3 separate regions of the Mus musculus genome follow, and regions 2 and 3 are each linked to region 1. A link is a loop called in an ENCODE intact Hi-C map of the cell type or tissue named here. Cell type or tissue: left cerebral cortex. All regions are shown on one strand. Each heading gives the region's core, and the rest is flanking DNA. Links, peaks and the distances in the headings are about the cores only.

Region 1 (7,941 bases), core at 1,029-6,028:
CCAGGAATTTAATGGGACAGGGTGAAGCTGTGGGAAGTAGCATACCCCTGATTTTTCGGTGTACGTATGTCTCACTGGTTATAGAAAAATTATACAATAGTTAAGAGCAGAACTCTTGCAAATCCCGTTTCCAATTTCACTTGAAATATTCAAAAAAAGCAAGACAATATAAACCAAATATCTTAGCTCTGGAAAAGGACAAAGCAAACAAATGAAAGACAAAACAATCACTGTTTCTTCCCGCTTTTATCACCCACTTCTAACTGTCAGTGAAAAGAAATCAGCATCCTTTCCATATCTGTCTGACAAGGAAAAAAGTAGTTTCAAGATTCAATTATACAACAGCTTCAATTTTATAACCCACTCTGTAACCACCAAACTAACCTGCATGGATACAATTTGAAATGTTCTCACAAAGTTATTACCTGGGTCTAACACTCTTTCTGAAGGCCTCCAGAAATATATTAAAACCAGCCATATCAAAACTTTCGATCTGAATGGCTCCCTTACAAAGCCTATTCTCACTCGGCATAAACAACTAGAAATTGTGTAGAATACATTACACAAAGATTCTAAACATGATTTTGTAACAGCTCCCTCTGAATGTCCATTATAGTACATACCCACCAATTAGAATAATTTTAAGGAATTGCCAATGGAGCAGATTCAGACTAAACAAGGGAACTAGGGGGATAAATGGAACATTTGTTCCTTTGTACCTTCAGCGACTCATTCCAGATGTTATACTTCACACTGAAGAAGAGCTATTCAATGAAACAATGAGGTCTCCACGCAAACATTAACTTATGGTTTCTCTTCAAAATAAAATTTATCTTTCTTTAAGATCACTAAATTGAAATTCCATCTAGCAGGTTCTTATCTGGGAGGAGCTGTAGCAACAACATTCCCGAAAGACAAACTATGAAAACAATTTAATGACTTGCCTGTGACAAGCTCCACAGTGTACAGTCTACACACAGCCCAGAGAGTGGCCAGCCCCACTTTGGCACACTCTCAAGTAACAAGACTCTTGCAGTAAGACATCCTATAAATGGCACAGATAACTCCAGATTGGTCTAACAAGAAAATGATTCATTTACTCTATTAGTGAGTTTGCCAATTTTTCGTAAAAAGCAATCATAAGAAAAAGTGAGTTTTCCGAAGGGAAAGCACTTGAAAGTAAATCTGGGTATAAAAAAACTTAAAAGACAACTCAAATACTGAAGGATTCAAATTCTAAGAGGTGTTTCTAACATCTTCCCAAATAATGCAAATGCCAAGACTGGTGGTCCATGAACCACATGTCAACAGCAACAGAGAATCTGTATCAGAACAACACCAAAAAATAGGAAAGAACATGTTTACTCTAAAACAAAAAAGGTCTTCTGGGTTTTTTTTCTTTTTCAGATTTTATTTCTTTCATTTAGTTTTTAATCAAAGATTTTAATTTGTAAATATTCACTAATTTTACCCAGTGAATTAATCTTTATATACAGCAAAAATCTTCCTAATATGAATTAAGGCTATGTATCTGTTAACTAAGGAAGAAACACACATGCATAACAAATCATTTAAAATGTTACTTCTCATTCTAAATATAAAGATTCCCCAAGGAACTAGACTCTATACACTCTAACCAAGACAACAAATTTGGAAGATCATTAAATGACACCGTCCTTACACTAAATCTTTTGTGCGTTCTTTTGTCTTTAGACTCTTTGCTTTTCCTTAACATCGATGAGATGTTTAAACATAATACAACTGTCAACACACTCAACAGACTACTGCTCAAAATACAGGCTCTAAAGGACAGACAGTACACTAAAGTTGACAAAAGGTGCTGAAAAACATCTAGTACATCATCAAGCTGACAGTTACCTCTAAATTCTTTCCTAGGTTCTCAGCTATCTAGTTATTTTAAATAGAGACTTGCACTAAAGGTGAGGGTTAAAGTCTGGGTGGGTGCACTGGTCAGAAAGACCTTTTAGATTCTGAGTTAGAGACTTAATGGCAAGAATTTATCTTTATTTTTTAACACGTGAACTCTATTGCTTCAAGATTAGATGCTTGACTCTACAATGCAAAGCAAGTGTCTTAACCGTGCAGCTTGTATGTAATAAGGGATAAGGACCATCTGAAACAAGTAGTTGGAATAAGAAATCTAACCTGCCCTCACTTAGCCAATTCTACCACAAAGCTCTGTTACAGGATTATTAATGAACCTGAAAACAAAACATCAGACTGAACAAATAAATTTATTACCAAAACAAAAGGTAAACTATCCCATCATATATTATAGACTCCTAACTCAGAGGAAATATATCTTCTGAATTGGTTTATGAGGTTGCATAATATACACACTAATGTTCTCTTTCACTAAAACTAAAACACTACATTATACTTAGACTAAACGTTCCTGTGATGTGATTTTATGCGCATTGAGATCATGGTGGGGTAACTAAGTACAATTTTTGTCAAGTGATAATTGCTTGATGCCACGTATGTGCACATGACTAACCACAATTCTCTTCCTATGGTCTTCATGGAGACACAGTCTAACTCACTTTTTAGAAACAAGGTAAAATATTTGGGAAATCTACTCAAAACAATTAGCCAATAAAGTAATCAATTTGAAAAACTAATATGGCAAAAAGAGGCCTAGCAAACAGAAGATAACTGCTGAAGTTAAGGACTTTGGTGTAAATTAAGGCGTCTCAGTTTCACCATTTCCGGACAGTGTTGACACTGGGCCTGTTTCTCCATTGTTCCAAACTTCTGTTTCCTTACGTGAATAATAGTAAGTACATTAATACCTACTTCCTATATTTGTGGAAATGGATTGTGCCAATAGAAGCGAAGCACTCACGTTCCCAAGATCATAGCAGGCTCTTCCAACATTAGCTATGTTATTACCTACAATGAGAAAACTAAAGCATCCCTAGCATTGAAGTTAGTTTCGAAGGCAGATGGTTAAGACTTTTATAAAGCTTGGGTTAATTCACGTGACCGTAAATGGAGAGAAGCAGAAATTGAGGCAAAATCTGTAATGAATACAACACACACGAACGACTCTATCATCCCACTTCTCGGGGCTCATTCGCGCTATCCGAGAGGTACACAGCACTGGCTGCCCTGGGCAACAGTGGGACTCTGAAGTTTACTACCAAGGGGAGGCTTGGAAACCGAAGCAAAACAAGAGACTGTGCAGATGCGGAGAGTCCCGGGTTGAAGTTAAAGGGCCACAAGCTCGCAGCACCGTGGGCCCAGCTTCACCTGGTTCCTCCCAGCGACGAGGCGCAAAACACTGGGCCGCGCCATGAAGCGACGGCTACCGGGACGCGGAGGCCGAGGCCGGGGCCCCCGGAGGCCGCGCCCGGATCCGCGCTGCTGGGCCCAGCTCATTCCCGCAGAGAGCAGGCCCGGCGCCGCCCCACCGGAGGCCCCAGGCCCAGCGCGCGGCCTGGCGGTTACCTTCCGCGGGAAACTCCTCGAACTCGTCGTCCTCTTCCAAGAGACCCAAGTCGACCGGCTGCTTCTTTTCGGACATCGCGCCGCGCCAAGACCCAAGCTGCTCGGACCGGCCGCAAAGTCGGAAGCCTCAGTACTCCGGAGGCGCCGATCCTGACAACGCCGGCGCAACCATAGAGACGAGAGGGAAAGAGCTGCGGGGCAGCGCGAGGAATGCTGGGACAGCGAAGGTCCTCCCAGAGCGTCCTGCGGTTGTAGTAGGTCCTCCCGTCTTGAAACAGTGAACTGTTTTGTTTTATAGTGTGTTCGTTCGTTTTATTATTCATATAGTTGCCTACGTGTGAAAGATTTACAGTGTATTAAATTACTAAAGGCCATTATTTAGCTTACAATCACTAACAGAAATCTGGAAAGATAAAGTAACATAAGTTAAGAGCTTATTACATTATTCCACTACTCAAACCTAGCCTTGAGCATGCTGTTAAATATCTCCACATCACAGGGAACCCGGGACCAAAGGCAGCCAGAGGCACTCATATGCTAGACAATTCTGACTGTCCTCCAACCTTTCCTTTGTGCTGTGCTCCTTGACCTTACAATTGTGTTCCGTAGGGTTTCTGTTCTAACTAGTTGACAGGTTGATGTAAAAAATAAACAAGTAAAAAAAAAAAAAAATGATGTAACGTTGTACTGTTGTTCAAAAGATATGATTTGGTTTTGCTTTCTTTGTTTTAATTGTGACCCATGGAAAAGAACAAGACAATGAAAGATAGGAGAAAAGTTAGTGTCTAACCACACAGTAACACGTATTTGCCAGGCTAATAAATCTGTGTTCTATTGCATCTAAAGGGCTCTTATATGAGGTACTTAATTTCTCTTTAGTATAATTTATTTATTTTCAGCACCACACTTAAGGCTATACATATAACACACATAGTTACAGGTGCAAGAATAACTCTATTTGATATATAAAAATTGAAGAAGGTCTATAAGCCCTACTACTGAGGAAGTTGGGGCAGAAGGCATCCTTGGATACAATGAGTGTAAAATCAGGCTGGACAACTTAGTGAAACTGTGTCCCTAAATTAAAAGTAAACAGAGGGCTAGAAATATATCCCCAATGGCTCACTACCCCGTGCCAGAGAATTTTTAAAAAAACATGGGAAAAATGTTTGAACAATTTATGGATATAAATATGAATATTGTATGTTTTTTTAAAAAGATATATCAGAAAGTAGAAAGTGGAACATATTTTGTAAAAAATACTTTATTTTATACAAACACTCTTTCCTAATTCCATTTCCATTGCTATGATAAAATACCCCGGCAAAAAAGCAGCTCAGGGGAGAAAAGCTCATTTGGCTTATAATTCTAAGTTGTACTCCATCACTGCAGGAATGTCAAGGAAGAAACTTGAAGCCGCTCTCACATCCACAGTCAAGAGCAGAGAATAAATGTGTGCTTGCTATTTGGGTGCATCGCTGTCTCTAAGCTTACACAGTCCAGGATCCCTTGCCTAGGGAATGGCTAGCCCATAGTGGGCAGGCCTTTCCATTCCAATTAATGTAATCAAGACAGTGAGTGATAGATATGACCATAGAATAACCCAATAGTGGTTACCTCTCATTGAGACATTCTTCCCAGATGATTTCATGTGCCAAATTAACAATTAAAACTAATCATTACACTATGATTAGTTTCCTGGTCAAATATTTATTCTTTCTAGATCTTTAAGATTAACTCACCCTGAAGTAAAACCGGAATGTCTTAAGAAATAGGGACTCTTCCCTAGTCAAGTGCACTCTGGATACTTGAAGCTAGCTCTACTGGGATTTTATTCCTATTATGGCAACAAGACAACATGAGATCCCTATAAAGTGTTTTATATTGGGGGGAGGGGGGTTACATCATAAATTAAAAAAAAAAACTTTTATTAACAGTAAGTATGTCATACAATGTATTTTGATCATTTGGTCAATTCCAAGTCCTTTTCCTGACTCCTCAAAGAACGATTCTACCTCACTCCCCAATTTTGTGTCGTCCTTTTCATTTTAACAACTCCTCACCTTCAGTTTGCACTGTCTGAATCCGCCTGGATGTAGGGCCATCCATTGTTGATTATGTAGAAGCGAAACCTTCAAAGAAAACTGACTCTCTTTGCCCCAGGAACCATTAGCTGCCCATAGTTTCTCAGTTTGAAGTGCTTCCCCTTCCAGCTGATGCCTACCCGACGGACTGGTTCTTGTGCAGGCAAACAGCTATTTTGAGATCAATAAGTACAGCAGTCCTGTCATGTTCAGAAGGCACTGTTTAGCTCTAGTCCTCTGTGACCTTCGGCTCTTACAATTTGTCCACTTCTTCTATGATAGTTTTTGAACCTTGGGGAGGAGGTGTGACATAGACGTCCCACTTGTGGATGAGCATTCTGCTGACACTTTAACCTGTTTCTTTGACCAGGGACTGTCTGTCCCAGCTTGGGGTTCTTGGCTAGATTGGCAATGTCCGGGATATGTTTTCTTCTGTGAGCAGGCTTCAATCGCATCAGAAATAAATTGGTTACCTCCATGCCATTGGTGGCACTCTTGTACCCGGGGGCATACCTTACCGCACTGTTCATTACTGAATCTCACAGCATTTACAGCTAGGTAAGACTGCCACCTGACATCTTCCACCCAACATCTTACATAACACCTTCCCGTCTCATGAAAGCAGCCAGCAGGAAGGGAGCTTCGTCTCCACACTAAGTGGATTTCTCCACATCTTGTCACCAGGGGCATCTTAGTTTTATGGCTGAACTTTTTTTTTTTAAATCGATAAACCAGTAATGGCATTTGAAAGCACAGGCAGCTCTCTTAAGAGAGGAAGGTGTTTGTTTTTAGAGGGGTCTTTAGTAAGACATAGTTGTAACCCTTCCTGGCTTGGAACTCAACATGTAGACCAGACTGTGCTGCAAGTCACAGACCTCCACCTGCCTTGCCTCCTAAGTGCTGGAATTAAAGGTATGAGCCACCATGTCCAACATTCTTGATGTTCTGTTATACAGCAAATTTCTAGAAATTACTCATTATATAATAAAATTTTCAAAGAATTAATGTTTTTAAAATTAAGGTTTCAAATACCCTCTCTAAAATGCTGTTTTGTTTTGTTTGTTTTTTTTTTTTGTTTTGTTTTTGTTTTTTCAAGACATGGTTTCTCTGCATAACCATGGTTGTCCTGGAACTCACATTGTACGCCAGGCTGGCCTTGAACTCTTAGATTCACCTGCCTCTGCTTCCCAAGTGAGGGGATTAAAGGGGTGTGTCACCTACCTTCTGGCTAAAATGCAAAGAATTTAAGAGATTAGATCTTAAGCTGTCTTCTTACAATAAATAATAATAAAATAAAAAAATCCCAAGTAGGGTTTAGACTCAGCTTCAGGTATCCCAGGTCTGCTTGCAACACACTAGTACCCTTGACTCTGGGACCCACCACTGTATTTCCTGTTTCTATGATCACCTTTTAATGATACACCATTTCATGTTTCAGATCTTCAAGGTCTCTAGGGACCCATACTCAACAGGCTGTGTCACTGTGGTGAGATTTTTCTCAACAGCCTATGTCACTGTGGTGAGGTGATGAAAACTTGGAATCTCGTACAGGAAGTTAGTCGTGGGAACATGCCCTTGTAGAGAGTGTAGATAATGCATTACACAGATAAGGCAGAATTTCCTTTTTCTTAAGATCAAATTCTGTTGTATACCATATTCTAAAATTCATCCACTGACACATATTGAGGTTATTTCTATATCATGACTCTTATGAATTATGCCACAGTAAACGTGAGATTCCAGCTAACTCATCCGGCTCCTCCTCGTGATTCCTTTGCATATGTAGTCAGGAGGAAGGTCGACAGTAGGGTCACCTGTAGTTCTAGCTTTAATTTTTCCGAGGAGCATCCACCATGTTTTCCACGTGTGCTGTTTCCTTTCTCACTCACACCATACTGTACAAAGCTCTCATTACTTCACATCTTCATGAGCATTTGCTGTCTGTGCTTTTGGCTAATTCTAAAAGGCATGACGTATTATTTAATTGTCCTTTTTGTTGTTGTTTTTGTTGTTGTTTTCTTGTTGATCAGTAATGGTGAGACACTTTTCATGTTGCCTATTTTTATGTCTTCTTTGGAAAAGTCATTTGTTTAAATTTTGATTGGGCTGCTCTGGGTTTTACTATTTAATGTTAGAAGCTTTCGTTTCTGTAAAGAGATATCAGATGTTTGGCAAGAAAATATTTTCTCCAGTTTGCTGTGCTGCCTTTTTATTGTATTGGTTAGTTTCATTACGTTGCACAAATTTAGGAACTTTTGAGTTTTATCTTCTGCTTGTCTGTTTCTGCTTTTGTTCTTTATAGTTTATAGTCATAACCCAGAAGCCATTGAGTAGACCAATGGCTTGCAGCTCTTCTGTTTCTATCTAAGTGATTCATGTGGATTGG
Region 2 (7,941 bases), core at 952-5,951, 390 kb before region 1:
CTCTCTCCCCATCTGCTCAGCTTCATGGCTCTCTGACCTCCAGGGCAACCACCTCCCCCATGACCCAGACACCTAGTACCAAAGGCTCCTTTGTATCCCTCCCGGGCTGCAGATGAATCCTTCCTTCTGCCTCATTCTTCAGAGAGCTGGCTGGCCTATTTCACATGGAGTTTTTATGAGAGAGAAAAATCAAGTTACATTAACGAACAGGAAACAACAGAGGAGACAGGTTTGCAGACTGGTGACTGTTTGTGCCTACTTAGCAGGCCCCCTCTGCGTCTCAGTCTCCTTTCATCCCTTAGCCACAACCATCATCTATGCTAGACAGTAAACAAGAGAGCCTCCGCACGCTGAGGCGGAGTAGATTTAGGTTGGTCCCACACTCTTCAGGCCTGGTGAGGTCAGCAGACCCTGTGCCAGATGCAGATCCAGATCCTGTCTACAAACTGCTGATTCAGTTTCCTTCACATACCCACCTCCTCCCCCGCATCACCTCAGACTCTAAGCCATTAAAAAAAACCAAAAAACAAAAAACAAACCTCTCTCAAAAGTCACGTAGTCCCCTATTTAGTGCCAAAGATTCTGAGCCGGACTTTGAGGTCACCCACACAGAAACAGCCCAAGCGGCTGTGCAGAGACCCACACCAAATTCCTTCTCTCTCTCTGTGCTTCCTTGTGCCAAATGGAGCCATCTCTCCAGCCCTAAAACAGTAACTTAAGGAAGACATGAAGAGCATCCATTTCCTTGATTTCAATCATTGGGGACCCGTTTCTACCTTACAGTATTCTGTTTTGGCCCTTCTTAGCTAAAAGGAATTTGGAAAAGTGTGTCTGTGTGTCTATGTGTCTGTGTATATGTGTCTGTGTATATGTAAAGTCCAGGCATCCTTAAAAATTGAACCCTCTTTCCTCCTCCGAAAACTTCCTCCTATATTACCTCTTGGGATCTTTGTCTTTCCTGCTTTTGTTCTTGTTTTATTTATTATGTGCACGTCTCTGTGCCTACATGAGTTTATGTGCAGCACACGCCCTCAATGGCCAGAGAACTTCAGAGAGTTACAGGCAGTGTTGTGCTGCCTGATAAACCAGGTGGGAACCGAACCCGGGTCCTCTGAAAAAGCTGTGAGCACACCTAACCCTCCTAAAGACTAAGCCAGCTCTTCAGTCTGTCTTCCCAATATTTGCATCATTTAAATACAAGCACAGGCACATTACTGAGTCAACCTGAAGCAGGCCAGGTGCTGGGCAGTGCACACCGGCCAATGTACTGAATCTCTAGAATTTCTCCTAACTTTTCATTAGGAAAATATTCAAACGCACTAAGTAGACAAATAAAAGTGTAATAAGGCTAATATTGCATTTCCTAACTTTAAATATTTTTCATAATACTACCTATCTCCTCCTCCCCCAAATCAGATTTTAAGGTAAATTCTACTACCATACTGTCATCTATAAATGCTCCAGTGTACCCCTCCAAAAGACGGCACTTCCATCTTGTCTTTTGAGATGGAGTCTCTATCATATAGAACTGAGCGTTCTGGAACTTACTGGCGAGCACTTTCTCTTAGTACAGCCTTCAAAGAGAACTCCAATGTCTTAGCCAGGCATGCTGCAAACCAAGTACTAACATCCCAACCATTCTAACACAGACCACTAAACTTCCCCTTGTTATCTCTACACACCCGGTTCACTTGATTTGCACGAACAGTCTTTTCAATGTATAGAGAATGCCCACATAGTTTGTTTCTATTGTCTTTTAAAAACAGGCCTTTTCTTTTTTTTACTATATTGAGCCACCCCCCCCCAAAAAATGGTTGGAGACCGGAGGAAGACTTTTGTTTTTTTTGTTGCACTAAGTGTTCCCTGTCCAGAATCACAGAGTTGGGAATGTACAAGAAATCAAAGCACTAAGTTCTTAGAGTACCTGGAGAATCGCACGTGTCTGTGAGCATCCAGCGATACCCAACGATGGGGATAATGGCTAAAAAAAAAACAATGGGCTTCTTCTAGCTTAAAAGGGAGGACAGTCCTTTCTGGCACAATAGAGAATTTACCAGGATGCTGGTACAAATCCTGAAACTTCGTAGGAGAAAAGCTACCACTCCGGACCTTCAGAGGCCAGTCCTCAAGGGGTAACGAGTCACCCTTCAGTCCTCCAAGTCCTTTTCAGTTGAACTGCATGACGTGAAAGAAATTCAAATAGAAGCCATATCCCCATCACCAGAAATCACATACATGGTCCCCATATATTTTTTAAAACCAAAAGAATAAAGGATACCTTTCATGACTCCTACATTAAGATACTTTAGGGTATGTTTTTAAATTTTTCAACAATGAAATAAAGAGCTGTTTGAAATAATCTTCTAAAGTTATAGAACACAAACCAAACAAGAAACAAATAGATTCCTTTATACTGACCTTCAAAAATATTGCTTTAAGCTCAGCTGGATCGGCTCTCTTGGTTAAAGCCACCTATAAATACACAGAAAATGTTTATATTATTAGAACAAAGTGGAGAAATCAAGCTAGCAGGAGGGAAAATAAACTTTGGGTTAGAAATTAGTACATTTCTTTCTTTTTTTTTTTTTTTTAACTTAAAGTACCAAACTGTTCCAGTATGTAAACCCATCCCCTGATTCTAAGGTAGACTCCGTGTGGCTTCTAAAATGATAACATTCTGTGTGAGAAACCAGAAACGCTTTAATATCTAGTATTCGATGTATGAAAGGCAGGGGGAAAGTTGAAACAGATTAGTGAACACCTGGCTTTTAAACCACACCCAAGAGTAACTCATACCTTCTCCTGGGAATACTAAATATTAAGTATAACCTGTTTGCCAGTCCTGCATAGGAGCACATTTCTTAAAAGTCAGTGAACTAGTAAATCATATTAAGGGCCCAGGGAGAACTGCTTCCCACAGCTCCACCATGAGCAGCACGTACACCCAGCGACCCAGTCACGCCAAGGAACTCCTCCACCTCTCCCCAGCCTTAATAAATCATAAGTCTCCAAAGGTGTGACTATTATTCTTCACATTCTAGAAACTCAAGGGACCGTGGTTACCTTCCACCAGGAAAACTTGACAGATTAGCTCAGAATAGGTGTTGTGCTTAATTCTCCAGGCCACAAAGTCCAAAAACATCACTGGGGGGAAAAGCAAGACAAACTTGAACACGACTGCCCCAGGCCAACACAAAAGAACCCTTATGCAGAAGCAAACAGTGGGCTTATTCACTGGCCATCACCCAGTCCTGCTGGCAAAAGTGGTCAGAAGACGAAGTTCTCAGCAAGCCCAGTGTCACCCCATGATACAAGCAAGGCGGGGGTCCTGGAACCACCCCAACACTGGAATCATGTCTCTATCCACCAGGAGATTTATGCAAATTGTTGTAAATCCCTTCGGTGTGCTTGCAAAGGCTCTTCTGAGATCTTTAGACAATGGCTTTTCTGTCCTTCAATATGAACCTACCAGAGCTTGTTAGCCCACCACTATCAGGAATATATTTATTAACCAGTCGCTGGAACGGGTGGTAGTCTCTCTGAAAGCTGCTGATTGGTCACCTTGGTTTGCTACCTCTGATAGACTCTTTCCACTTCCGCTGACTATCTGATAGGCTCTTTCCACTTCCGCTGACTATCTGACACTATCAGTGCCTTAAACCCAGAATTGGCTGATGTTCTCTGCTGTTCAATAACGAAGGGAAACTAAGACCGCTAACCAGCCCAGTCATGATTAACGATACTCCTGAGCACTAGCCAACACAGCCATGATTAATGACACTATAGACCTCCAGGTTTTAGAAGAGCAGGCCCTGTTGGTGGAAAGAGGAAGCTAAAATGAACATTCCTAAAAACGGCATCACCAAAGTGCCTCTGTCTCCACTGGCAGAGCGGAGGCCTTTCTTCCACCTTAGTAAAAATCCTACACCCTTTGACAGGCCATTTACTAGGCATAGGAAGAGGGGCTACACATATGTTAGCCTTAAGTTCCTAGGGTTTTTTTCTTTGAAAGGTAAAGAGATTTTTTACAGAATGAGCTATGCTTGCTCTGTGTGAATACATATTCGCACACCTGCTTAGTTCAGTATGCTACACAATTTGTATGAACAATACCAGACACGGCTATTTAGGATGTCCCTCCTTGGCCCAAGTTTCCACCACATCACCTTCTCCTGCTCCCCAAGCACACAAGTCATTCAATGCTCCTAGTCAGAGCTGGACATCTTTGAGAGAAAAAGCAAACTCTTCCCTCACAGGGTCTAGGCACGGAAGAGCACAAAGGGAAAAGGCCATCTGGGGGTGGGGGGTGGGGGCAATGCTTCAAATTTATGCCACCAAGAATGGACCCCACAGTTTACAAAACATGGCCAGGTCCTCACAGCAAGTCTGAAAGTCAGAACACATACTATTTTCCCCATTTTACAGAAGGGAAAATCAAGGCTCAAAACCAGTCATGTACCTCCATTCCCTAAGTCAGAAGAAAAGCTAGATTCCCCCTGGCATTTGAGTTTTCTCCGTCTCAAATCTCCCATTCCCCCCACATTACAGGCTTACAGAAAATATACGGCACAAGAGTGAAAATCAACACTCTATATGAAATTTGACTAGCAAGATGGTATGTACCTGAAATCCCAGAACTGCAGAAACTGAGGCAGAAAGACCCAGAGTTTGAGACTAGGCCAGGTTACTAGTAAGATCCATTCTCAAATCACCCAACCAGTAAAAAGGAAGAGGGTTTTAATATCAAGACTGTCCTTGAACAGAAGGGAGAACTAGGAGAGAGGAAGGGAAGTTGAGGCTCTTAAAGACACTCACCAAAGCCCCTCCCAACGCCTCAAGGCCATCCTAACACACCGGTCCACCCCTAGCTCTCCTAGCCCGTATAACACTACTCTTGCAAACAGCCCCAAAGCTTCAGGAGGAGTAAGGGGATAGTAATCACATGGGGATTTGCCTAAGACTGAGAGCCACTGATACTATATCCCATCTTAGGCACAGAGAACGATGGAGCCAGAAGATGGCTTCCTAGAACTTCCTAACATCTGTCCTCCATCTATCTACTGCCTACTCGGGAAATGATAGGTAGCTATTCGGAATTTCCATTTTGGCTTCCATTCTCAGCCCCGTGTTGTCCTCAGCAGTGGAAGGACAATCACAGTGACGACTGCAGAAAGTTGGAGAGAGAGCTGCGATGTCCTGAAGGTGCACTGAGATAAGAGTCTAGCTGGTGGCAAGAGCAACACGAAAGAAGATGCGTGCTGAGGAAAGCGAGCCAAAGAAACGGAGCTGTGCTTTGTAAGCCAACACAGAGCAGCTGTTCAGTGCTTGCGCTTTACAGCCGAGGAGCCTGGCGTTATTAGACCGAGCTTATTCTTGGGTACAGGAGCTCCATCAAACCTTAGGTAGTTTCCAGATGTACATACACACATGGGTGTGTGCATCTTAGATAATAACATGTAAATATGTACATGTGCTGGTCATTTAATAATTACTTATTTTCTTATTCTTCATCATCTGTACTTAGAAACCAGAGTATAATACAGTCTAGCTTTAAAACAAAAGATGCACTATGGCTTCAATAAATGAAGTAATTGATTTCCAAATCTACGAAGGAAGAGATTCTTTGCAAGTGACTAATGAAATATCACTTGGTATTTAAGTCAACACAATAGAGAGTTTTGTACTCAGTCAGGTAACACGTTGCAGTTGATTCCAAACTAACGAGGAGATGAAGCAAGGGGCTGCATGTCTGTTACCGCCACACACTGGGGAACATCTAATTTGATTTAACTTAGAATGGAAATTTCAGGTATATTCCTAAAGTCCATGATACTAAATGGTAAAATTAGAGAATCATGAAATATGGATTTTACTTTAACAAGATAAATGCCAGTTATAGCCATATGAGGCGGTCATCAACAGCCATCTGAGAAATATACACAAACTAGGTTAAGAAGCTAAAAACCAGTAAGATAATAACCCAACTTTAGTAACTGGCTTTTTTCATAAAGGGAATAAAAATATAACAGGAAGAACCAGAAAGGTGTCTTTTAGAACAAATAAATTCACTCTAACACGAGTTAGAGTTGCCAACTGCAGGGGAAAGATTCCTACGCATGCGAGTAATTTTTTTTTCAGTCAGCTTGCTTACCCTGGAATTAAGCCACAGTACCAGGCTCATTACTTTCACAAATTGCAGCAGCACACATTTGTGCACTCAAAATAGTTGGTAGGTGTGACAGATGGCAGTAGGGACAAATAAGAAATCCAACGTAGCTGGGGACGGAAATCCCAGCCCTAGGGAAGATCCTAGAACCTAGAGTCGGGAAGATCAGGAGTTCCAGAGCCTTCTTGGCATTTAGCCAGTGTGTTTGGGACCATCTTGAGACGGAGGAGACCTTGTCTTAGGAGGGAAAGGCGGCGGGAGAAATAAAATTGGGTCACTCCTCTCTGGAAGCTCTGAAAATGTGAGACCCAGCTGGATCTCCCTGGGGGCTTCCACAGACCATGCCAGTCCCTACAAAGAGCTTAAGGGACTCCTCAACTGACAATTAAAGCGTCTAGGTGATGGGGCTGGAGAGATGGCTCAGCAGCTAAGAGCACTGACTGCTCTTCCAGAAGTCCTGAGTTTGATTCTCAGCAACCACATGGTGGCTCACAGCCATCTGTAATGGAATCCGATGTCCTCCTCTGGTGTGTCTGAAGACAGCTACAGTGTACTCATCTACATAAAATAATTAATCTTTGAGAGAGAGAGAGAGAGAGAGAGAGAGAGAGAGTCTTGATGAGTAAGATGTGAGGTCTACACTGGTGGCTCTCTTCAGGTCCATGCTCTCAAAATACTGAGGTGAGCTGGGCACGTGCGTTCACATGTATATCCCCACATGCAGATGCACAAACATACATGTAATAAAAATATCTGTGAAAAAAATGAAGGGAGCACTCAAAACCAAAAAGAGCTACCTCAGACCTGAGTTCTGAATCTCTGTAGTGGATACATTATAGTTTGAATACAAAATACCTCTGGTAGGCTCATGTGTTTGAAGACTTGAGCCCGGGTAGAGGTGGTGCTGTTTGGGGGCAGAGGTCTAGTTGGAGGAAGTGGTCACTCATAGGGAAGACTCTGAAGGTTATAGCCTGGCCCTGCCTCCTGTCTAGGGTTCGTTTTTTGACAAGGGCAAGCTTCTACCTCCACAGCCAAGAGTCCCTCCTGCTGCCACAGCTTTCCCACCATGGAGTCTATTCCTTTTAACATGAAATAACACAAGTGCTCCCTCCCTTGTGGGCTTAGGATGCTGATTTTGAGGGTGTGTCTGTGTGTGCTTCTGTGTGCTTGTGTGTGTGTGTGTGTGTGTGTATTGAGCTATTATCTGCTACAATCAATTTAAACAAAACCAAATTTTTCATCTTCATGAGACAGAAAGTGCTCCCTCCCTTTAGCTGCTTTAACTGCATAATTTATGATAGTGATAAGAAAAGTAACAAGTATAACATAAAGCTATAAAATGACAAATACAGCATATCTTTAAAAGGTTGCAATGGGTCGTTGGGCAGAGCCCCTCGCTGAAAGCCAGCTGCAGCATCACCATCATCACAGGCCCCCTTCTCTAACTCACTTCCGCATTCTGAGTGAGCCCTGAGCTCACAACACTGGTGGGATTGCTTACCCAAAAATTTCCTGATATAATGACTGTGTATCTTTGATATAAAAACCAGGAAAGGTGACTCATCAAAAGCAGGCCACCATGTGTATGTGTGAAAGTCAGCATACGGTGGTAAGAATAAAGGAGCCAGGAGAACGGGTGACACACAGCCCTTTTCCCTGAGGAACCAAGTGTAAGAGGACCTAAATCCTGAAGCAAAACTGCCCGTGGGTATTGCTTAGCAACTCAGCAGCTGCAGCCCACATTCTCTCTCCATCTTGCTGTATGGCAGAGCACA
Region 3 (7,941 bases), core at 952-5,951, 280 kb after region 1:
GGCTGAGGAACAGGGAGGAAAAGGGAGGAGGGTGTGGTGTAAAAGACAGGCAAATGGAGCGCTGGTTTGGCAGGTCTAGCCCACCCACCTCCAACCCACCCCCTCACTCCAAGAGCAAATACACACCACTGCAGGGCCGGGAAATAGGGACTACCTTTGTTAGTTTTAATTTTGATGATTTGTTGTGAAACTAACATTAAAGTGCTGTGGTACCCAGTGACCAGGAAAACCTATAAGTTAGGCATAAGAACAAAAGCTGGTTGACACTCATCTTCTCTATACTCTTAACTCAACAACAACAACAACAACAACAACAACTCCTGTGTTCTCTTTTATTTTCTGCCTTCCAAAGATGACACAGTCAAATGCTAGCTTGCCCAATGGACGTGACCTCTCAGTGTGTTTAAAGAACCAAAGACTTGGGGATTGCGAGGGAAGGAGCCCCACTTGATGGCATAAAGATGGCAAGCAACATTTTTGTGCATAAAATTATTTAAAACAACATGGGAAAAATATTTTATCCCAGAGGTGGAAAGGAGTGAGTTTCTCTGCTATTATATTTGCATAAAGAGGATTTTTTTTTTCTGAACAAAAGAAAAAAGAAATGGCATAGTAGTCATTTGAAGATTTTTTTTTAAATCCCAACTTCCAAGGGCTGGTAAATCTGTGGTCCTCTAGGGAAAGTTTCATTTTAAAAGAATAAGCAGTAAACTGTCTTCCCACTTATTGGGATGTTCTAGAAATAAAAAAATAAGCGTCTGTGAACAGATAAGTAGGAAAAGTATAGAAAAACATATATCAAGAGATGGTCAGACACAGAACATGACTCTTTTTCTCACCAGTGAAAAAGGGGTTTCCACTTACGTTTTTTATTTCCATTTTAACAAGAGGATGCTCTTCATCCAGGTTTCCCTGAAGAGCGGTCCCAAGCCTTGCTCTCTATTAATCTATAGGTATTTGCTATGACTTTATTACTGTTACTGCTCATGAAGAGATGAAAGAATTAAATAGAAGATGCTTCCAGGCATTTAGGAAGACACTGGGCAGCTATATTAACTCCTTATTAAGCCTAAAAATAGTCTGGCATTTCCTGTTGATGCCTGTTCCCTGCCACTCTAGGGTTGCATTTACTCTATGATAGCTAGGGGTCCTGCTTTTCAAAGACCGGTAAATGAAAGCTGGCTTCTAGCATTCTCTCCTGTCTTCCTTTACTCTGCTGCATTTCCCAGCAGGGCAAATCTGGGGCAGGGGAAGGTCAGCCTTGATTTAGCCTATATATTGAAAGCACAGGCATCTGCCTTGACCTTGTTTAAAACTGTTTGAGCACTGTAGGTTCTTCAACCCTCCTCTGTCTTAAGCTGAGGGAAACTGTGTTTATGGATTAGGGTTGGGGTCTAATGTTTGCTGAAAGAGACAGAAAGAGGGAAGGAAGGGAAAACAGTAAGCAAACAGGTTTTATATCCAACCCCAAAACCAAGAGGTGGGGAAAGACTTGTTTCAAGTTTGTTGTCATTCAGTGCTCCCAAATACAAAAGCTTTGGGCACAAACACACCCAGAGATGAACCCAGGGAGGAGTCAAAGGATGGTGAAGCTGGAGGAAGGACCTAGTTCGTATCAATTAACACCATGAAATTTCAGATTTTAAAAAGTCTACAATAGAAGCCCCTAGGTTGAGACTTGGTTGCTGATATTCTTCAAATGAGCACTTTTGAAAATGCTAGAGGAAGCCTCCTGGTGCTCAGTGGTAGGTTGGGGTTTCCCAGGTACCTATTCTTGGAAACCAGAACTGGAGAGATAAGGGTTATAGCCCCAAACTCTGCTCAACCTGACTTTATGGCATTTAGTAGATAAACCCACTTTTAAGCTGGGTCTGGGGAAACCTGGAAGAGAACTATATTGCCATGAGCTTTGCAGTTTTATTGCTAGAGAAAACACCACCAAACTCCCAGCATTTTCTTGCCTAGGCTGGTTCTTTGAGCTACTCCTAAAGGTTCTACCTTTAGCCTGCAACAAGAAATGGAAAGGGGCAGTTTTCTGTCTCCTGCTCTGGGGTTTTTAACGTGTGTGTGTGTGTGTGTGTGTGTGTGTGTGTGTGTGTGTGTGTGTGTGTATTTAATTGGGGAGAAAAGGGTTTTTGAGTTTCTAGAATATCAGGTACCCTTTTACACACACGCTCACGACAACACACACACACACACACACACACACACACAGAGAGAGAGAGAGAGAGAGAGAGAGAGAGAGAGAGAGAGAGAGAGAGAATGAATTCACCTTAAATGAGGAAAGAACTAGCAGGAATTTTTCCACCAATGTCTCCCATTGAGAAGGGGATTCTTAATGTGGCTATGTAAATCAACACCGAGTTATTTCTTTGAATTCAAAGGCCATTTATCCAGGTCTAATTTCTTTAGAATTAACGTGATAACTGAGCCCAACTTAGCAACCAAACCCAGCCAAATCCTGGACGGCTTGAATTTACTGCCACAGCCCCCACCAACACTGCAAACCTTCCCGGGAGATCCAGGCATTCTCAGCCCTACGCTTGTCTGCAAACATCCTCCAGAACCAAACTGGGACGAATCTCAGACCCAATGGACCCGCTCCTACACACCTATTCTGGCAAGATAGAAGCAGGGGTGTTCAGAAGTCAGTGTGTTAGTCCTACTTATCATGGCCAGTAGTCCACAACATCTCAACACCTTAACACCTTAGAAAAATAAAATGCAATTTAGGCCTCCAATCCCGCTTCCTAAAACTTCAATGGATATCATTCTTATCTTACAGTAACAGGCCCTTTAAAAAAACGGCTTAGGCCTCCAGGTTTCTAAGTTTACTTGTAATTTGAATGATAAAGGCTTCAGTGGCCTTTCTAGCCCACCTTCCCCTCCCACTGGCAAGAGTTGGCGTAGGTTCCCCAGAGAGCGAAACAAAGAGGAAGGAGCCTGGACTGCGCGGGAGGCGCCGGCCCGAGAGCCCCTGAGGTGTGCGTCTTTTTTTTTTTTTTTTCTGCAAAGCTCTGAAAAGCCCGAAATTTGGTAACCGAAGAGCTGGTAGCAGGTTGCACTACAGTAAAGTAGGGGTGCCTTCTTTAACATAAAATTAACATAAATGCTCCAGACACCAGGCGACGGGCTAGGAACGGAACTGCCCAACTTCAGTTTGTGCACAGCTCCGCGCGAAGAACACTGCACTTTTGCTGGGGGCAGAGGCCACATTGTGGCAAGCACTAGCTGCCCACCTTTGGGCCACGCTAGTCTTCCGCCGTCTGTTTCCTGGGAAGTGGGACGGTTATTCCTAGGCTTCTATCCCGAACAAGAACACCGAAACCGCTGTCCAGCCGAGTGAGGCCCCCTTGCTCACTACTTTGTTTCCCAAAGCCCAGCTTGGGTCACCCAGCAAATTTCAACAAAACCTACACAATGCACAGCTACCCTCTAGCTGCACAGTGCACCCCCAGGAACGGAGAGACACATAAACGGACAATCCCAGCCATCGCGGCTTCTTCACACTTTAAACAAACACGGGGAAATCCCTTTGCAAACAGACACTGCTGCGCGCCTTGAATCTGGCGCTTGGTGGTGAGAGGACATTTCCCGGCCCCACCACCGTCATCCAGATGCTATCAGAGTTAGTGGGCAAAGCAGTGCACCTGCGAACATTACGGCAGAGACACAGAAAAGCAAACGAGAGAAACGCCTCCATCGTGTTAACAGCAAGCTGCAGGGTATAGAGCAATAAAACTGCCATGTCTATCTGCTGGCTTTGAGGACATTACGAGCTGGGCTCGCAGCCCGGGTGCACCGCCGGGGGAGAGGGTGCTTCTCTTTCCCTGACTTCCCCTTCAGCACCCCACCACTACCTTACCCAGCCTATCTTTCATTTTCCCAGAAGATGTTGTTGTTTTAATTCACTGCCGATATGTAAACGCACGGATCGCGTTACAGGTTCGCGTGTTAAACTGCACCTCTTGTTAAAAGGGAAGGAACAAGGGAGCCACTTAAAAATGAATTCAGAGTTACTGAACCGGCACCCGGGACTCGAGAAGTTAAGCGTGGCGGGCTGGGTAATGGAAGAGAGCGCCAATGTAGCTGCGGGCGAAACTCTGGAGAAAACCGGCTGGCCACGAGCCTCCGAAGGAAAGAAAGGAAAAAAGAAAAGGCAAACTGGCCTGAGGGTACCAGGAGACCCCGGGCCGCTAGCTGGGGAAATCAATTAACATAAGCTGCAGTCAGTAACTCCTGCGCCACGGGAAATTGTGAGGCTCTGTCTACTATCACCCTTTCCCGGAGTTCTAGTGGCAAACAGCACCACAAATCTCATTCTAGGATTCCTGGGGCTGTGTAGCTTATGGGCTACAGACAACATACGGTGCAAAAACGATCCAGTAGTTTTCCCAAGAAGACAGACTAGTTCCTCCGCAACCTCCAGACACACCACCACACAAGGTTGCTACCCCACACATTTCCTCTTGTGGCCAAAAGCTCACAGTTTGTTCCCTGTACCCACTGAAAGCAGGCACCGAGCCCAGGGGGGTAGGATGGGGTCCTCAGATTTCTCCCACCCAGTCTCTATCATCTGGCCCCGCAAGCTCCTAGAGCTTACCTGCCGCCCCAGGACGCGACCCGGTGCGGACCTGCTTGTCCCTCCCCAAGCCTAGAGTTGGATCCGGTTCTCCTACCTGGTGGCTGGGCCTGAACGTGGCCGCCTGAGCTCCGCTGTCCCTGCTCCGCAGCTTGGACCAAGTGAGTCTGGAGACCCGAGGGAGAGAGGCTAGATCCGTAGCACTGAGCTGCTCCAAACTTAATGTCTTTCCCCAGTCCATCTTTGAAACAGAAGTGGTTCTACCACCTGGATGTGCGGATATAAACCCCCTTGCAAATAATAAATGGATTAATAATAACAAGGTATGAAGTTCTTTTTATAGAAAAAAAGGAGAGAATTGAAACTAAATGCGGCAGTTAGACAACCATTTTGATAAGAGGATAATTGAAGCGACACTGGTGTATAATTAGAGGATAATTTATGCTATATCCACTTTTATTCCACCTCCCAAAATAAACCCAGTCCATAATCATTACAGGCAAATTGTTCTGAATTTTATAGCAGCAATTTGAACAAAGTACTGCAGTTAATCATGGGAGATTTTTGTGTATTCCTGATTAGAACTCTAATTGCCTCCTTCCAGAAAGTAAAAATAACTGTAAAACGACTCTATTTTTATCATTAACAATGTTGACAATAAAATAAAATCAATTGGAATTGTAATCGAGAGACAAATTTAGGACGAAGGCACTTTTACTTGGGTAGTTTATATTGTAATCAAGATTTGCCAAACCACTAACCGCATGTATCATTTGCATATATTTGAAAGCATTACAGTAGCTTCTGTTTTCAATAGGAAGAAAATGCATTCCTGTCAGCCCTCCAACGACTCTCGCTTTCAGAGCAGGCTGCTGCGTTCTGGGGGTAGTTGGTATTCCTCCTCTGTTGAGGGGGGGGGGGTCAATATATAGGAACTAGGGCCGAAAACAACAGGAATCTCAACAGAGCAGGGTCTGATTTTTCTTTCTTTACTATCCCCGACCCTTGCCATGAGTTGGAGCCCAGATATAGAGGTTTTTCTTCCATCAATGGCATTAATAAAGTACTTCTGGAAAAACCCACAGTGCAAAAGTGCTCCCTTGGGAGTAGAGTTGGGGTCCTGAGGGAGGGGGAAAGTCAAGTGAAGGGGGGGGGATCTGGTTTTAAATGCTAGGGCCACTGCTTCTGAACACAGGCAACCTGAAAGGGTGCAAATGAATTGAAAGCGATCAGCCTCCAGCCAGGCTATTCCGAGTCTCCAAGCCTGGAAACAAGGGCTTGGAGCAGGGTTGGAGCTTCGACAGGATGCGTCTGCAGCCTACCGGGCGCCTCCCTCCACCGCTGCTCCCCTTTAGCTCCGGGCGGCCCCAGGTTGCACCTCTGGGCTGAGCTTGTAGTTAGTTGCTTAAGGTAGGCGAAGAACTCCACAAGCAGCGCACACGCCAGTAGAAGCGGTGCGCCTGTGACGTCAGGGGGCGACTGACCAATAGGAAGGCGCTGCCCTTTGGAGACAAACCATTCGACTCGTGGCGTCTGCATCAAGTCTGAAAGCAGACGCGCAACTTTCGCAGAATCCACCTTAAAATCTCTGCTTTAAACTGCACCAGCCCCCAAAAATCCAAGGGGGGAAAAGCAAGGGGGGGGAGAAGAGAGCAGATTCCCCCTCCCCCCTCTCCTCTCCCATCCCTCCCCCTTCCTCCTCCCTTTGGGTTAACAAGGCCCTGCTCACTATATCTCTTTATATTAAATATATATATGTATATATTAGAGAAGAGTGAGGAAGAGAACCACCTCTGCCCCCTCCTTTAAATTTTTTTTTATTTTTTATTTTTTTTATTTTTTTGCAAGGATCCCGGGAGCTAAGGTGGCTGCAAAGGGGAGAGCGGTGCGAGCCAAGTGGGGGAGGGTGAAAGAAACCCGGGAGAAGGCTTTCTCCAGCCCCCAAAGTTTTGATGATGACCATGACTACGATGGCTGACGGCTTGGAAGGCCAGGACTCGTCCAAATCCGCCTTCATGGAGTTCGGGCAGCAGCAACAGCAGCAGCAGCAACAACAGCAGCAGCAACAGCAGCAGCAGCAGCAGCAACAGCAGCCGCCGCCGCCGCCACCGCCGCCGCCGCCGCAGCCGCACTCGCAGCAGACCTCCCCGGCCATGGCAGGCGCACATTACCCTCTGCACTGCTTGCACTCGGCCGCGGCGGCGGCGGCGGCGGCCGGCTCCCACCATCACCACCACCAGCACCACCACCACGGCTCGCCCTACGCGTCGAGCGGAGGCAACTCCTACAACCACCGATCGCTCGCCGCCTACCCCTACATGAGCCACTCGCAGCACAGCCCTTACCTCCAGTCCTACCACAACAGCAGCGCGGCCGCCCAGACGCGCGGGGACGACACAGGTGAGAGGCCGCTTAGGCAGCTAGCTTCGCCCGCCTCCCCACTGCCTCCGACCCCTCCCGCCCCGCTCACTTCCTCCACGCCGGGGCCTCCGCCGGCCCCCTCCTGCGGGCGGCCCCGTGCGCCCCCAGTCGGGCCCCGTGGGCTCCCGATCGCCTGGCGCCTGCCTGCCGGCCTCTCCCTGCCCGGCCCCTTCCCGCCGCCGTGGACCCCCGGCTGGCTCACCCCGAGGCCCGCTGGCTCCTCCGCCTCCTGCTTGTGGTTCCCATTGAGCCTCCAGGCTGTGCCCTAGCCTGGCTCTACGGTCCCCACTGCGCCCTCCAGCCCACCAGGTCTGTGTGCCCTCTACCTTGTCCCTTCCCTCTCTGCTGGGACCCGCATTTATCAGAACTGGAGACAATTCTGGGCCAGGACTGAAGGGCTAGTTAAGGCTTCCCATCTCAACGCTGGGAGAGCGGTGGCCTACTTTGCCTGGGGCACTTGGTGCCCCTTGGTGACTTGGAACGAAGCTGTTGCAGCCGATAGATACTAGTGACATTGGGTTTTGTCTTTTGTTTTTGTTTTGCTTTTAAAATCTTCCCTCGTGGGCTTTGAGGTGTCCCCCCCACGTCCCCAGACCTGGCTCCCTCTCTCTGGGTTTTCAGTAGTACTTTGGCTGCTCCTTTGTTCTTGGAAGTGAAGCAGAGGGCCTGGGGTTGATAGCTCTCCGTTGTCCAGAGAGTCTCAGCCTGCTCTGGAGCTGCTCTGAGCTCCTGGTTGTGTTCTGTGTCTGGGCTTTGATACACGCGAGCAGAATCATTTCAAACATACAGAAGGGACTTAAAGCACTAAGCTTGCAGCTGGGTGACACAAAACTAACTGGTCACATAAACAACCGGGTGGTTCTGGTATAGCTTTAGGCGTTGGGAAAAGCCAGGCCAAGAAACCGCTCTCGGGCCCAGAGAAGAGAAGCCTTACAGCG

Evidence for each region. A loop is a pair of places that touch in the nucleus more often than their neighbours do. Peaks named below come from ENCODE experiments on the same cell type or tissue, not always from the same donor. Only the 100,000 strongest peaks of a DNase experiment are listed, where the experiment ranks them.
Region 2: it touches region 1 in a loop (2.0-fold over the local background); 2 of 42 quality-filtered maps call a loop at or near these places.
Region 3: it touches region 1 in a loop (2.3-fold over the local background); 10 of 42 quality-filtered maps call a loop at or near these places.

Annotation. Positions count from the first base shown.
Region 1 is chr6:6,575,008-6,582,948 of GRCm38, forward strand. It overlaps Sem1 (SEM1, 26S proteasome complex subunit), which reads right to left and starts at 3,651. Exons shown (of 3, transcript NM_009169.2): 1 at 3,472-3,651. The coding sequence starts at 3,547. In left cerebral cortex, for the core only: a CTCF peak has its summit at 3,677; DNase peaks (open chromatin) are centred at 3,645 and 3,953; H3K4me3 peaks cover 1,910 bases; H3K27ac peaks cover 1,386 bases.
Region 2 is chr6:6,188,846-6,196,786 of GRCm38, forward strand. It overlaps Slc25a13 (solute carrier family 25 (mitochondrial carrier, adenine nucleotide translocator), member 13), which reads right to left. Exons shown (of 18, transcript NM_001177572.1): 2 at 2,419-2,472. Among named protein-coding and RNA genes, the nearest start is that of Slc25a13, 24 kb to the right of the region's middle. In left cerebral cortex, for the core only: no CTCF peak of the experiment used is centred there; DNase peaks (open chromatin) are centred at 3,278 and 5,271; H3K27ac peaks cover 510 bases.
Region 3 is chr6:6,856,846-6,864,786 of GRCm38, forward strand. All of the region lies in intron 1 of Dlx6os1 (distal-less homeobox 6, opposite strand 1), which reads right to left. Dlx6 (distal-less homeobox 6) reads left to right here and starts at 6,489. Exons shown (of 4, transcript NM_010057.2): 1 at 6,489-6,982. The coding sequence starts at 6,535. Dlx6os2 (distal-less homeobox 6, opposite strand 2) reads right to left here. Exons shown (of 1, transcript NR_002839.2): 1 at 6,952-7,941. In left cerebral cortex, for the core only: no CTCF peak of the experiment used is centred there; DNase peaks (open chromatin) are centred at 3,178, 3,715, 3,909, 4,625 and 1 more place; H3K4me3 peaks cover 2,316 bases; H3K27ac peaks cover 599 bases.